Linked DNA regions of Homo sapiens: region 2 is linked to region 1. The links are chromatin loops, found by intact Hi-C in ENCODE. Cell type or tissue: ascending aorta. All regions are shown on one strand.

Region 1 (8,000 bases):
ATCTGAAAGAGACCCTGAGTTTTCAGATTGGAAGCCAATAAAGTAGGAAAAATGCAGAAAGGAAAGATCCTAGCGATCTAAAATTGGAAAGAAGCTTCTTGTCACTCATAGATGATTTTTCCATCTCCAGTTTAAAAATGGTATAGGCAATTTTTATTGAGTGACCTTTTAATAAACATTTGGACACAAAACAATCTTTCCATTTTGGGCTTCTCTACTCATTCATTCATCTTTTAACAAAACGGAACTGAGACAAATCTCTAAAATATTTTGTAAGTATTACAAGAGAGAGATGGAAGGATTAAGATGCGAATGCTTTACAATTAGTTAATTAATTATTTATATGAGATTTCTTCTATGAAAACAAGCACATGGAAAGCGATGAAGACAAAATTTTCTCCTAAATTACAATATATGTTTCTAAAGTTGATAGGAACTTTGAGTGATGCTCATATTATTTTGCAGAGTGCAGGTGCACAATAGTACATTTGTTGTTTGCTTTTCGATTACACTTTTAGGAAAGTGACAGCTAAATTTGATTTTATATATGTAGCTACCCTTCTATTAATTCATCATTTTGATGAATAGCTATAGCATTCAATAAAGCCATTAATATCAATGACTACTAAACTTCAGATGTAGCATTTTCCAAACTGTCTTTTGAGACACTTGTGTTTTGGACAATGTTAATATGTTTTCTGTCATCAAAGAGTTTTATAACCCAATTAGTTTGGAAAAAATTGCATTTTATCACCCTTTTGGTGATTCAAAATGAGTTTATGTATTAATGACACACAAAAGTTCTATAGTAAAGAGATCTGTTTAACCCACTGTTTCCAAAGGCTTTTGACCATGAATCCTCACCATCCCCCAACCCCACCACCCAGAAAACATTTAATTACATCTTGTGGCACGCTAGTGATTTTGGAAACATAACTGGGAACCGTGGTTTTAATAGAAGGGATTATTCTGATATTGTCAAGACTCTGATTTTGATTTTCTCAGATTCTGGTAATCTTTGTTTACATTTAGTTCCCACCCTGAACATGCATAAGCCTGATCACGAGGCTGATCACCAGGCTACTAGAGAATGTTTACGCTGCAAGTGTGAATGAAAGTTGTCTACCCTGAGGCTGTGCCCTGGTCTGAAGCACTGAATGCTCACTTTCCACCCCGTTTCATCATTTTTTCTTAACAAATTCCCTGGCAGAAGTGGTGACAATGTTTTGTTAAGAAAAAATAAAAAAGAGGCTTGGTGATATTTTGGCCAACATATTTTTCTTTCAGCATCTCGAGCTATAATTACTGTGTTGTTCCTGGGCAGAGTAAACTATATAGAGATAGAAGGTTCTATTAGGGGTACAAGGCTGTGGAAATTCCTCTTAAAGAGGAAGTGAGCAATAATTTACATACATTTATAGAGTAGTGCCCTCTTATCTGCAGTTTTGCTTTCCATGGTTTCAGTTACTCACGGTCAACTGCAGTCTGAAAATATTACATGGAAAGTTACAAAAATATTGCCTAAGTCTTAAATTGCGTGTCATTCTGAGACACGGGATGAAATCTCTTGCTGTTTTCCTTGGTTCCTCTTGGGAATTATATCTTCCCTTTGTCTAAACCAGTAATCAACAACAACAACAACAACAACAACACACACACACACACACACAACCAGCAGAGTCTTCATAGGACAGGATAAACCTAGGAAGCTATAGACACCATCACTTAGTAGTCATTTGGGTTATCAGACTGTTGCAACATCCCAGTGCTGTGTTTGTCACCTTTATTTTACTTAATAATGGCCCCAAAGTGAAAGAGTAATGATACTGGCCATTGAGACATGCCAAAGAGAAGCCAAAGAGAAGTGCTTCTTTTAAGTGAAAAGACAAAAGTTTTTTGACTTAGTTACAAAAAAAAATTGGCATGCCAAGGTTGCTAAGATCTATAGTGAGAACAAATCTTCTATCTGTGAAATTATGAAGAAGAATAAAAGAAAAATATTTGTACTAGTTTTGCTGTCCCACCTCAAACTGGAAGGGTCCGGAAAAGGAGTGTGCTAAATGCTTAGTTAAGGATTAAAAGAATTAAAATTAAATTTGTGCTTGGAAGACATGCATGGAAGACATGTCAATTAGAACAGAAAACATGTTCTAATTGACAGCCTATTCTCTGTAGTCTCCAGCATCCACTGGAGCTCTGGGAACATATTCTCCCAAGATAAGGGAGGACTACTTCGTGTGTGTTGTAACAATGTTACAATAAGCTAATACAATGACACAGTATTAAAGTTGAAATATTTTGTAGGAAGTTTATGGGCATGTAACAAGATGTGAACACTTGGAATTGCAAAGAATTATAATGTATTGAGAACAAATATAGCTTTGCTTCCACGACATAGGATTTTACCATCCTACAAAGATTCTGCTTCTTGTGTATGTTTATGTGCTGTTATTGTTGTTAATTACTAGGTTCAGATGAGGAATAGTTGTACCCTTAGACGAAATGACCTTGGATGTATATCTTTTTTGCTGCTTTAAAAAAGTAGAAGATGAAACAACAGTTAATTTTCTCTTGGTCTTTTTTGACGTACATTTAAAACAAAATCCCTTTCAGCCTTTATTTTTTCAGAATTCTTGCATAAGTGGAATCCTCAGACACAGCTGTTTGGGCTCACCCTTGCTGATTTGGGAGGCAAGTTAATTCTTTGAAGACATTCTGCTGATGTTAGGGGAACAGAGCTCAAGTCATTTGGGCAGAGGAGATGAGAGATACCGAATTAGATTACTTGATAGGTCCGAGGACTCTCCTTTTCCTCATATGACTTGTAAGCATTGAAACATTTATAGAGCACAAAGGACAGAGGGACGATGAAAAGCCTAAGATGATGAGATACATAAAACGGTGAGAAGAAATTCACTCAGGGAAGTAGAGAGAAAGGCCAAAGTAAAATTAGCAAGCATGTGAAGGGGACAAAGTGTGAGGAAAGATAGACAGAGAGGGATAATGGTTCACAGACAGGAAGATGAGTGTTTGCCGAGACAAATATGGGCTTCAATGGGTAAAGGAGTTTTCTGAGTTTTTGTAGTGATTTTTCCCCCCGCGAGATCAGCAGAGGCCTGGCACAAAGGTTTCAATTTACTGTGCAAAGGCCACTGTCACTTCCTAGCTTTTGCCCTGGCATTTGCCACCTTCCCTGTGGGAGTTGTCAGCTCAGGTAATGCCTACTGAATATCCTAATTACTGTCATTTTATCCGTGGCTCACTTTAGGGTCCAGGAGAAACAATATGGAAACCAGTAAAGCTTTTTTTCAACATGTAGGCAGAACCTGCCTGCCCTTATGTAAAAGTCACTCAAGCAGTACTTCATGCATTGTTACATGTTCTCACCAAATTACTGTTTCTTTGATTTTGGCTTTAAGTTCTCTACTTTCAGTAGCATCACTGCCTTTATCATATTCTGAATCTTTATAGCTTCTCCATCATTTATTTCTCCTAAATTTCCGTATAGATAAAGCAGTCTTCTAAAGCGATGTTTACTATGGCTATAGATGAATAGCCCCCTTTTCTGTTAAATGAGCTGAAGTAAAGGAGAAAAAAAATGAAAATTTCCCTTCTATTTCCATTAACAAATGAACTTGCAGCAAGTCTGAGTGTTGAGTTTAAAAAAAAAAAAAAAAAAAAACATTTCCCCCTTTCCCCAAGTAACTCAATGTTTTTCCAGCAGTGAGGAAAATGAGTTATGCACACAACTGTTCAAAGTTACCTCATCACATCAGAATCAGAAGGGGGTGGGGAAAGGAATTATTTTGCTGTGAATAACCAGGAAGTGCATTTTTGCAGGCAACAGTTCAGGATGAAAACTATAACTGCAAATTAGTTGGTTTTAGAAAAAATGTAAAAAAGAAAATGTTGAGTTACTTGTAGAGATAAGGTTGTAACTGTGTTAGGTCTATTTAAAACAAGTTGAAAATATTGCTTTTTTTATAAATTTGTTTTTCTCCAGATTATATCCATAAATTATTTCTTGAATCCAGTACATAGAAAATAACTGACTACTGATTTTTATGAAATCTACCAATTACATTCTTTAATTACTTTGTTTTACTCCTCCCCCTGATTTCTGAACACAAAGAATATTTATTTTGCCTTTTAGATTCACTTCTAGTTTAACTGCTTGCTTCATGATGCCCTAACAGACTTAAAGTGTGACTGTTGACTCAGCTTCACCTGAACCGAACATCCAACTATAGGTGTAATTAAAAATGTTGAATGGCATCAAGTCAAATTGGGAAAAATTATTCAGTTTATGGCAGAGGGAAGTAAAAACCCTCTTAGGAAAATAGGTAAACTTCAAAACCAGTCCCTTAGACTTCAATTCAGAGAAGGGTGTTTTTCAAACCTTTTAATTTCACTCGAATGCCTTGTATGTCAATGAAACGTGATATTCTTTTTAAGAGCATTAGGTTGAATATAAAGAAACTTTTAAACTCTCCAGGGAGTCCTTTCATTAGGGGTTCTTTTTACAACATCTGGCTAGTGATTTCTAACAGGCTGAAATTAGTGTCTTTTTCTTTTCAATTTTCTATGCTAAAACTATTAGGAAGATTGCCTGTGGTCTAGAAAACTAAACAAAACCCATACTACACGTCCTTCTTAATATGTCCTTTGTCATACATGTGGAATATAAGGGCAATTTTTATGCCCTGAAAAAATTTGAATGTCAAACTGCAAGCAGCCCTCTCCAGGCTGGCCAGGATACGGGGCTATGAACTAATCCCAGAGCTCTGCCCAGTAGGGGCATTTTTTTTTTTTTTTTTAAATAGATGCGGTCTCTCTCTGTTGCCCAGGCTGGAGTGCAGTGGTGCAATCTTGGCTCACTGCAGCCTCCACCTTCTGGGTTCAAGTGATCCTCCTGCCTCAGCCTCCCGAGTAGCTGGGACTACTGACATGCACCACCACACCTGGCTAATTATTGTATTTTTAGTAGAGATGGGATTTCACCTGTTGGCCAGGCTGGTCTTGAACTCCTGACCTCCAGTCATCCACCTGCCTTGGCCTCCCAAAGTGCTGGGATTACAGGTGTGAGCCACTGTGCCCGGCCAATTATGTAACGGTATTAAAGTCTACTTTCTTAGAGGATTTCTATCTAAGGTCTACAAAGATGTAGGTAGAAAGGTTGACAGAGAGCTACAGAAAGAGTAGGCAGCAGAGGGCACGGGGCAAAAGACAACAGAAGTATTCAGTAGTCAGAATAGTCTCTTTTACCAGAGAGAGGTTAGGAAGCTGTGGCAGAAAGAGGAAAAACAGAAGTAGGAGGAAAAGAATAGATAAGTCCGTATAATAATGAATCATTGGAATACAGAACAATGGGAAGTATTATAAGATACATGCTTGCTACATCTCCCAAGCTCCTTTGCAGTGAGGTATGGGTCAGATGAATACATTTTAGCCAGTTGAATCTAAACAGAAATGTCACAAGGCAACCTCTGGGGAGCTTCCTTGTAAGACAGCATGTTTAGAGTGTTAGCCTCTTCTTTCTTATGTCTTTCCCTAGCCCAGCTACCTAGATTGTAGATACTGTCATTTGGACCATGCTTGATTTGGATGGTAAGAAATAAGGAGTGTGAGTTCCTTACACTGAGGAATATTACACCAGCTTTGGATCACCTGTCAAGATATTTATTTGAGAGAGTCCTAAAATTCTATTTTGTTTACATCACTGCTCCTATCCCCCACCTCTACTCTGATTCTTTCATGTGCCCACTCCTAATTGTAAGTAATATATGTGGTTGAAGAACTGTCTAGGAAACACTACGTTTGAATAAGAGAGGACACATACAGATTTTGAGTTATTTAATGAAGATATTCCTAAACAAAAAAGATTGAAAAATAAAATAAAATGCATCTTCTTATCCCTGGAAGTACTCAAATAAAGACTTCATGTCAACTGATGAGTCGTGTTAGAGAAGAAATGCTAGTATTTTTTTTTTTTTTTTTTTTTTTTGAGATGGAGTCTCACTCTGTCACCCAGGCTGGAGTGCAGTGGCGCTGTCTCGGCTCACTGCAAGCTCCACCTCCAGGGTTAACTCCATTCTCCTGCCTCAGCCTCACAAGTAGCTGGGACTACAGGTGCCCGCCACCACGCCCGGCTATTTTTTTTAATTTTTAGTAGAGATGGGGTTTCACCGTGTTAGCCAGGATGGTCTCGATCTCCTGACCTCATGATCCACCTGCCTCGGCCTCCCAAAGTGCTGGGATTACAGGCGTGAGCCACCAAGCCTGGCCAAGAAATGCTAGCATTTTATGAGGATATTGGACTAGACAATTACTCTGTGAATTTTCTATTGTAATACAAATGATTGTAGTTGATGGATAAATTGAGGTGTCTGCATTACTTGCTGTCTATTATAAGAATATTATAACAGAACTTTTTTAATGATGAAGGATGTCTATGGTCACTTCTTATAAATAGTTGACCATGTCTTTACCACATGACTAACTCTCTTTGATTATGCAGTTTAGATGGGTGGGCTCCCAGTCCAATTTTTCCCCAAGAAATTAGAAACCAGACAAAGATGTCAACTATTTCCATGTTATCCAACATCCTAACGAGATCCTATGCAGTGTAATAAGGCAAGAAAAAATATAAATAAGGACTGTAAAGGGAGACATAAAATGTAATTTTTACATGATTGTGCACATAGGAAGTCCAGAATAATGCACAGCATAATAATCAACGTGATAACAACAAAAGAAATAGTGATAAAGAGAAGATCTTGAAAACAGTAAGAGAAGGGGACATACTACCTTTAGGGGGAATAAAGATAAGAATAGCCAACCATTCTTATCAGAAACAATGTAAGCAAGAGACAATAGAAGGACAGTTAAAACTCTACAAATCTATATGCAGAATTTTGAAAATATTTTTCAAAATTTAAGGATACTTAAAGATTGTTATAGAACACAAGAACTGAGAGAATTCATTTCCCATAAACCTGTGCTACAAAAAAATGTTAATATTAGCTTTTCAGGAAGAATAAAAATAATGCCAGGTGGAAACTTGGGGCCAGAAAATTTAATTTTAAAATGTCATAAATGGAAAATATGAAAGACAGTTCCCCCCTCATGTTAAAAATGTTAAGGGATAATCAATTATTTAAAGTAAGAAATAAAAGCAAGGTATTTTGGGATTTGTAAAATATGTACAAGTGAATGGTATTAAAAATAGTACAAAGAATGGGAGGAAAGAAATAAAGAGGATACTTATATTGTAAGTGAAGTGATACATATTATTTGAAGGTAAATGATGAGAAGTAAAAGATGCATACTTTAAATCTTAGAAGAATCATGAGAACAATAACAACAACAAACCCAAAGAAATAAACTCACAATCCAATAGTGGAGATGAACTGGAATATTAAAAAGTATACAATCCAAACGGCCGGGAACAAGAAAAGAAGGAAGAAAAATAGAATATATAGATAAAACCTTACAAAATAGTCACCATACTGTGACTTACATAAAATGCAAAAGATGGCCGGGCGCGGTGGCTCATGCCTGTAATCCCAGCACTTTGGGAGGCCGAGGTAGGCAGATCACAAGGTGAGGAGATCGAGACCGTCCTGGCTAACAGGGTGAAACCCCTTCTCTACTAAAAATATAAAAAAATTAGCCGGGTGTGGTAGCGGGCACCTGCAGTCCCAGCTACTCGGGAGGCTGAGGCAGGAGAATGGCGTGAACCCAGGAGGCGGAGCTTGAGGTGAGCCGAGATAGCGCCACTGCACTCCAGCCTGGGTGACAGAGGGAGACTCTGTCTCAAAAAAAAAAAAAAAAGAAAAAGAAAAAAAGAAAAAAAAAAAGCAAAGGATAAACACAAAAGATAAAGGCAGAGATATAAAAAGCAAGACTCAACTATATGCTGCCTATAGAAACAACTCTTTAAATATAAAGATTCAGATAGATTAAAATTTGGTAAAAAATATATGATTTTTGCATTAATG
Region 2 (8,000 bases), 120 kb after region 1:
CATTCCTTGGCTTGCAGCTATAGCACTCCAATTGCTGTCTCTATTGCAACATAATGTTCTTCCTTCCTGTGTCTGTGTTCAAATCTACCTGTTCTCAACAGGACATCAGTCATATTGGATTGAATGTCCATTCTATTCCAATACGATCTTATCTTAACATAGCTGATTACGTCTGCAATAACCCTATTTCCAAATAAGGTCACATTCTGATGTACTAGGGGTTAGGATTTCAACATACATGTTTTGGGAATACAATTCATCACATGACAGGAAGCATTCAGGTTCATCCACTATTTTGCTTGCTCAGGCTGCCTTCATTCCTCATTTATTATGGGAGAAAAAACCTACCAGTTGTTGAATTCCTTCTCTTAGCAGGTACTTTACATATGCTAACTAATTAATTCTTGGGAGAACTCTAAAGAAAAGGCATTATTGTCCCATTTTATTGGTGAGGGATCTGAGGCTTAGGGAGTTAAAGTGCATTTCTCAAGATTTACTCATCCTTTAGGTCTTAGTTCCAATCTCGTTCCATCAAGAAAGGCTTCCTGAACACCCAGGCAAAATTTGGTTTCCATAATATGTATTCTCATGGCACCTTCTATTTTTCCTTTGTAAAATTCATATCATTTAATAATTATTTATCATTCAATATTTGTTTAGTGTTTGCCTCTTCATCTGGGTCATAAGCTCCATGAGGTGGGGCCCATGTATATTTCCATCACTTGGGCACACAGGCACTGGGTAATATTTGTGGAACAAATGTTTGAATGAGTAACTCCCATAATTAGTAGAATAAATATTTGAACATTTTACCCCAAATCTCAGAGTTACTCCACCCATAATGATTAACCAGTTTCTACTAGACATCTGTAATGTAGTAGACATTTAACTTCGCAAGATGAATAAGGCCTAGTCCCTGTCCTCAGGGAGTTTACAGTTTAATAGAGAAGACACAGAAGAGGAGGGGATGACTAGCTACCTGAAGATGGTGATGGGATCAGAGAAGCTTATCACAGATACCAAAATCATCTTATAGGGAGGAAGACTGGTTGGAATAATTGGAAAATGGGGTTAAGGGAGGCCTAGGCAGAGAAGCAGGTGTAAATGGGACAAGTCCTTGGCAGAGGATAATATTTTTCCCCAAAGGCAGGCAATTTGGTAGATGGAGGAGGGGTTTTGATGAGTTAGATGAGCCTCATCTAAAAGAACTTTTCCTGAGCCAAATGGATCTACTCATGAGCTCATCAATATATCCCACACATTTGTGACTCAGCTCAATGAAAAGCAGATATTTCCAAATCTGGAAAAAGCTCTTTTTGGAGGTAATGAGTTCCCAGTCTTTTGGAGTTGTTGAATAATCATGTGGGCAACTATTTTAATGCTGTGTTTTAGCAGTGCTTCTCTTCCTATCCTTCTTGCTGCTATGGCACGCATGGAAAATATTTCAATGGCACATTGAGATACAACCAGAAGCAAACTCTTCCAAGGGCTGAAGAGGTCAATACACCAACTCCTTTGTGATACATGCACAGTGTTCTAGAATAGGGAATTTAATCCTTCTGGAGTTTTCATTATAGAAAAAATTAAGATATCCTCTAATTTTGAGGTTCTTTAAACTGAAACACTCCTTTTCCATATTCTTCATACAGAATCCCAGAGTAATGTATTAATAGTGTAAATCAGATGATGTCACCTCACTGCATAAAACCCTTCACTTCTTAAAACATTTCAAAGAAAATCCAGAATTCTTACCTTGAACTAACAGGCTCTGCACACTTTGGTTTCTACTTGCCTCTCTCAATTAATTTTCTACATCCTTCTCCTCTGCTCACTATAAGCCAGCTCTAGGCATTTTTCTCAAGTTTTCAAATAAGCCAAACTTACTTCTGCCTCAGGGCCTTTGCACAGGCTGGTATCTCTAAAGGCAAAAATATGAGGATAGCTTTCTTATACTTTAATCCACAGTTTAAATATCATACCCCAGTAAGGCTTTTCCCTGACTGCTGTATCTAAAGAGTTTCTACGTATAGTTTATTGCACCATCTGTTTGTAGCCTCAAATGGTGTATTTCTTAAAAAAAAAAAAGAAACTACTCATTTATTATTGTCCCCCTGTACACACACACTCCCTCTACCATCCACCTCTTCCCTGACCTGTGAGTTTGACAGAAGGAAAGTGCTTGCTCTGCTCAGAACTCTAGTAGTTCTGAACGAATACAACAATGCCAGGGACATTATAGGGGCTCAATGCTTATAAGTTGAATGAATTAATTTGAACATTTCAAGGACAATTTGACAAATAGATCAATGTAAATATTGTAAGCCTGGAAAGGAAGGATGTTTAATGAATAAGATGGAGACAGAGGATGGGTTTAAAGGAGTGACCACATTGGTATGCAGAAATTGAGAAAGGTTTCATGGAGGAAGCTCTAGATGTCCCCTGAAATGTTAACATGTAAAACTAAGGAGTGTGTGGGGGAGGGGGATTATGGTAATATTTTAGAAGAAATTATTATCCATAAATATGTATTGTTAAGTAGAAGAACTACATGGTTTAGGAACAACAAATAATGCAATTTGATTTTATTATAGCAGTGTTTCTCAATCAGTTATGATTTTGCCACCTAGGGGACACTGCAAAATGTCCAAAGACAATTTTGGTTGCTGCAACTTAGAAGTGCTACTAACTTTTATTCGGTAAAGGCCAGGAATGATGCTAAACGTTGTTCAAAGCCCAGGACAGTACCTCTCAACAAATAATTATCTGCATCAAATGCCAATAGTGACAAGATTGAGAAATACTGCATTCTGGGAATATGTAAGAACATCGTAGAAAATAAAGCTAAAATAACAAGGCAAGGCAAAACTTTGGAAATACTTAAATATCAAGGTCAGGCATTTACTTAGTAGGGAGAGGGGAACTAATGTTGGTTTTATGCAGAGTCGTGATAGGAACTCTTGGAGGCTTAACCCAGTACTCACATAAAGGCAGCCTGGAGCAAAATGGGAAGAGGCCTGTGTAGAAGCTGCTTTAGTGGTCTAGATAAGAATAGGGGGCCTTGCACTAGAAGAATGCTGAGGGAGATGGAATGGAATAGACAGATTTATGTTATTTCAGAGTTACAATATTAATGGATTGTCAATGACAGAATGCATCCATTCTGTTTCAGAAGTTTTTAAGTATACATTCTTATGTCTGTTTGATTCAGTTCACATGGATTTTGAAGGAAAATACCACAAGTCATGACTTTTTGTCCATAAATGCTTGGAATGCCCCTGAGGTTTCTTCAGTATTTCATATCACATGTTTTCATCAGTGAGGGGAGAATTTAAAAACATGCATGGTAATAACTAAAAACTCTGCTGCTTTAGTGAAGGAATTTGTTATTGCACCATATTTGGGTGTGGGATGAGTAGAAAAGAAAAAGAAAGGGGGAGGGGAGAGAGAGAGAGAGAGGCAAACACAACAAACCACACAGTTTTAGTATTTCTCCTGTAGAATACTTGGAAAATGAAGATATTTGAAAAATAGAGTCATGGAATCTTCGAGTTAGAAGGTTATCTGGTCCAGTCTTTTTTTTATTCGAGCACAAAATCAAAACATTAAGTGGGATGGCTGACTACTCTTGTCTTAAAGATCTTCAGTGCTTGGCCAGCTGCCCAGGTTATTCAAAGTCTGTGCTCACATTTGCAGTGAGTTTTTAAGATTTCAAGATATTGGCAATCTGACAAAAGCCTAATTCAAAAGTAACTGGTATCTTTATTAAGGTATAGCAAATGAGATATGAATAAAAACTGTGTGAAAGAGCCAAGGCAGAAATACAAGGTAATTATTTTCTGGACTTCACCCTTTGTTGGGAGTTTCAGAGACCTCAGCAAAAAAAGAAGCCTCTCTGGCTGTATTTTAATCCTGGCTTCCTCTAGCCTAGGAACAGCCAATTACTGTGGTAAACAGAAATCATCTGAACATCAGCAGTATCCCTATCATCATCCTGATGCCAGCCTTGGGAATTTTGACCTCTATGTTTCATGGCATGGTCCACCCCTCAGTGGTCAATAAGCCAAGCCAGATGCTGTTCTTCCAACTCGATATAGGGGAAGGAACTGAGTTCTATAGCCTACTGGCTTGGTTAAGGGCTTCAAGGCACATTTGGCTCATTTATGCTATCACACATTCTTGATAATGTGTATTTTAAATTACCCATGCACTTTCATCATGGAAGTCAAGAGCATGTAAGATCCTTGCCTTTTCTGGAAGGAACATTAGACATGGAAGCTTTAACACTCCTAAGAGAACAGATGTCTGGTCAAACTGGTGCAATTCATGATAAATAAAGCCCAGGAGAAGGAATTGCTAATGAGGGCTGGGAATGAGTGAGGAGGGGAAAATATTCTGTTAGTTATTAGGGTAGGGAGTTGATTTAGAAGAAGCATGATTAGTAATGCATGTTAAACTCTGGGTTTCTAGATATGGCCACATATCACTAAGGATCATAGATATGGGTAGAAAGTGAAAAATATCTCTGTATACCGTGATTCTAATAGATGTAAAAATGCTAAGTTAAGTCATTCTCCTTATGTTCTCATTCTTGGGCCTGCCTTCTCTGACATTTATCCCAGTATTTCCATAATACTTTTGGAATAGGCAATAACAACACCATAATTTGCTCTAATTTTGCATATTTGTACTAACTCTTTATAAGAAGAATCCCATGGGAGATTCTAGTAGGTAAACATAGAAAATTTTTTCACATGTCTGATAAAACCAATAAAATGTAAAACAAAGAAAGTAACCAAAGATAATTTATTGAAAAAAACTATCTCACAAATCAAAGATTTTCTGATCTGCCAAAATTCTCTGAGAGGGACAAATAGACTTGCTGGACTCTGATGTTTTTTTGTTTTTGTTTTTAAATATTCACTGATGACATCACAGTCTCTTGTCAAAAGTTCGCTGATAATAATGTCAAAAACAGACTACCAGACAGAGAAAAACCTATGAGACTCTTATAAACTTTTTAAGTGTTCTGTTTTCTCCCTTTATGTGCTGCTAAATACATGCACAGAAAGAATTTCTTATTGAATTATTTTCCAAATATGCAATGCTCACTACTTTCAGCATTTTCATGTTGTATGTATACCTCTAAACTATTATTTATCTAGCTGGTTTTAGACTTTTTTGCCTAATCAAAGTTATCTAATCAGGGAAACAACACTACATAAAAAATCATGGAATATATATATATATATTCCATATATATTTTATATATATGTATACTCCATATATATGGAATATATGGTCATTATATATATATATACACACACATTTTATATATGTGTGTGTGTGTGTATATATATATATATATATATATATATATAAAATTCCATAGCTGGAATACTGAGGAAAGCATTTAGCTTTCCTCAGTAAAAGAGCATGTGTTGATAACTCTTTATCGTGTGTGTGTGTGTATATAAAGTTCAGTGCTTAATATCATTGTGAAATATAGACTTCTAGTTGTTAGTACATGTAACAACAGCAGAAATGGTAAAATCATTACAATAAAGCTGTGAAGGATGTGTTCTTGCAGCAAAGCACACGGGGGATCTTGGTTCCTAGCAGAAAAACACCACTGCTGCTATTTACTTCATCAGTGAATGACTCTGTGGGAGCAAAGGCCACAAGACAGCACTGAAAAGAGAACAGGCAGTGGTGCTGCCTGCCCGCTGATCAGACTGTGCTTGTCTTTTCAAAAAGAAAGAAATTTATCCTTTTAATAATTCCCGGTCGGGCGCGGTGGCTCATACCTGTAATCCCAGCACTTTGGGAGGCTGAGGAAGGTGGATCACGAGGTCAGGAAATCAAGACCATCCTGGCCAACGTGGTGAAACCCCGTCTCTACTAAAAATACAAAAATTAGCTGGGCGTGGTGGCACGTGCCTGTAATCCCAGCTACGTGGGAAGCTGAAGCAGAGGAATCGCTTGAACCCGGGAGGCAGAGGTTGCAGTGAGCTGAGATCGCGCCACTGCACTCCAGCCTGGATGACAGAGCGAGACTCCGTCTCTAATAGTAATAATAATAATAATAATAATAATAATAATAATAATAATAATTCCCTCAGATAGCACAGCTAAGCCAAGTTAGCTCTCCAGCCAGCTCTTGTTTGTGAAGTGTAATTCTGTGGTAATGAGCTGGTGACAACGTGAGGAAACAGTCTAAACCTTCTGAAAATCAATCCAAACATGACTAAAGACAGGAAGAAAGGGAAGGGAAGGGATGGGAAGGGAAAAGAGAGAGAGATGAACCAGAGGGAAGAAAGAAATTTTAATGACCATTTCAAGGGAATCAAGAGCACCATGGACATGAACTATTATTTACCAGTACAGTGGGGTTAAGGAATAAACTCTATTGGGATTCCCATTCATTTCTATTTCACACTCAGAAAGGTGCGGTTTTGCATTCTATTGCCTCTTCCTTACCCCAGAAATGTTCCATTCTGTTGTAAATGAATGAGCTTCAATCGTTCTCAAAAGACTTCAATGTATTCACATCTTTCACTAAATTTAGTATCTTCTGAATTGTTACAGATTTCTTCCTACATATAAAACATGACCATGGCCAAGAATATGCAATTTTCATTTTTAAGGTACACAAAACTCAGTAACTGCGGGAAAAACACAGGCCTACTAAGTGATGTCTCTCTTGCCCCTTTCCAATTGTCAACAGATGAACCTCTAACTGCTGGGGAGTAGCTGTGACACAGTGTTGGTTTCTGAATGTCTTTGCCACAAGGAAAGAACGGAATTTTTTTTTTGGGGGTTGTAGAAAACAGGCATGGAATATTGAGTTTTCTAGGAGAGAAAAAAAAATGTGATCAAGATGTGTAATGAGGCTGGAGATAGTGGCTCACACTTGTAATCACAGAACTTTGGGGAGCTGAGGCAGGAGGATTACTTGAGCCATAGAGTTTGAGACCAGCCTGGACAGGCTATCTCAGCTCAGCATAGTGAGACCTCATCTCTACAAAAAAATAAATAAGTAAAAATAAAAAAGGTGTGTAATCATAGGAGGACAAAGGCAAAATGTGTTGGTCAGGTAACTCAGAAAAAAGAAGGCAAGACTTTGTGTTGTTGGTGCTTAAGAATAGAAAGGGAGTAAAAAGTTGATCTTTCATTTTGTGGTATATTTTATCTTGCACCAAATGACATGTACTATTTTGGGATACTTGTCATTCTTTTCATGTAAAGCTGTGTGAATTCTTTTTATCTATTCTTTCTGAGGTAAAGCAGGCAAAATACTTCCAAAACATGCCAAGTTGAAAAAGAGATTTCAGGACATTTGATCTTTGCATTAAGAACAATAAACTACTTTCTGCTGCTGGCTGTTTCTATGAGTTCCAATTGGAACCCTTTAATTTGTTAGTGAAACTGTCAAAATTTAAACATGGATATTTGTAATTCTATCAGGGCATAGTTAGTTAATAGGTAGGTTCAGGAAAAAGGATTAAGTTTTTCCCTGCTTATCCTTCTCCCTATCAATCATTTTCAATTTCCTTGGTCTTCTCTACTTTAGTGTATTGGGTAAATGAAGAACCAAGATCTCAGTTTGTGATGTTTATTGGGGATCTCAGAAAATGATGGTTTTTTTGTTAAAGCTTTTAAGAGAGAAGTGCCATTTTCCTTTTATTGGTTGGACTACAAAACTGAGATGTGTGTTCATACTCAACGCCAAACTTTTTGTTTACAAAGGGCACCTAGTTCTTTAGTATCTTTTGCTGTTTGGAAGCTCTAAGCTACCAGCTCTCTAGTGCATATTACTGATGACATTTTTCTTGTGGGCATTGATTTAAATCCTGTATTTCAAAAAGAATCCAACTGATCCATATTTCAGATGCTTCCTTTGGACTAAAGCTTGATCTGCAACTCTTGGGGACTGTTCCTGAGGTGACAGTCAACCACTGTTTGTATTCAATCTTCTCTTTCCTCAGAGCAGGCTCAGAAGA

The links. A loop is a pair of places that touch in the nucleus more often than their neighbours do. Peaks named below come from ENCODE experiments on the same cell type or tissue, not always from the same donor. Only the 100,000 strongest peaks of a DNase experiment are listed, where the experiment ranks them.
Region 2: it touches region 1 in a loop (3-fold over the local background); 3 of 110 quality-filtered maps call a loop at or near these places.

What each region holds. Positions count from the first base shown.
Region 1 is chr6:139,939,816-139,947,815 of GRCh38, forward strand. No RefSeq gene overlaps it. Among named protein-coding and RNA genes, the nearest start is that of LINC02941, 33 kb to the right of the region's middle. In ascending aorta, no CTCF peak of the experiment used is centred here; a DNase peak (open chromatin) is centred at 3,794; H3K4me3 peaks cover 919 bases; H3K27ac peaks cover 3,815 bases.
Region 2 is chr6:140,058,909-140,066,908 of GRCh38, forward strand. All of the region lies in intron 1 of LINC02941 (long intergenic non-protein coding RNA 2941), which reads left to right. All of the region lies in intron 2 of LOC107986652 (a long non-coding RNA gene), which reads right to left. Among named protein-coding and RNA genes, the nearest start is that of LINC02941, 87 kb to the left of the region's middle. In ascending aorta, no CTCF peak of the experiment used is centred here; a DNase peak (open chromatin) is centred at 3,686; H3K27ac peaks cover 1,850 bases.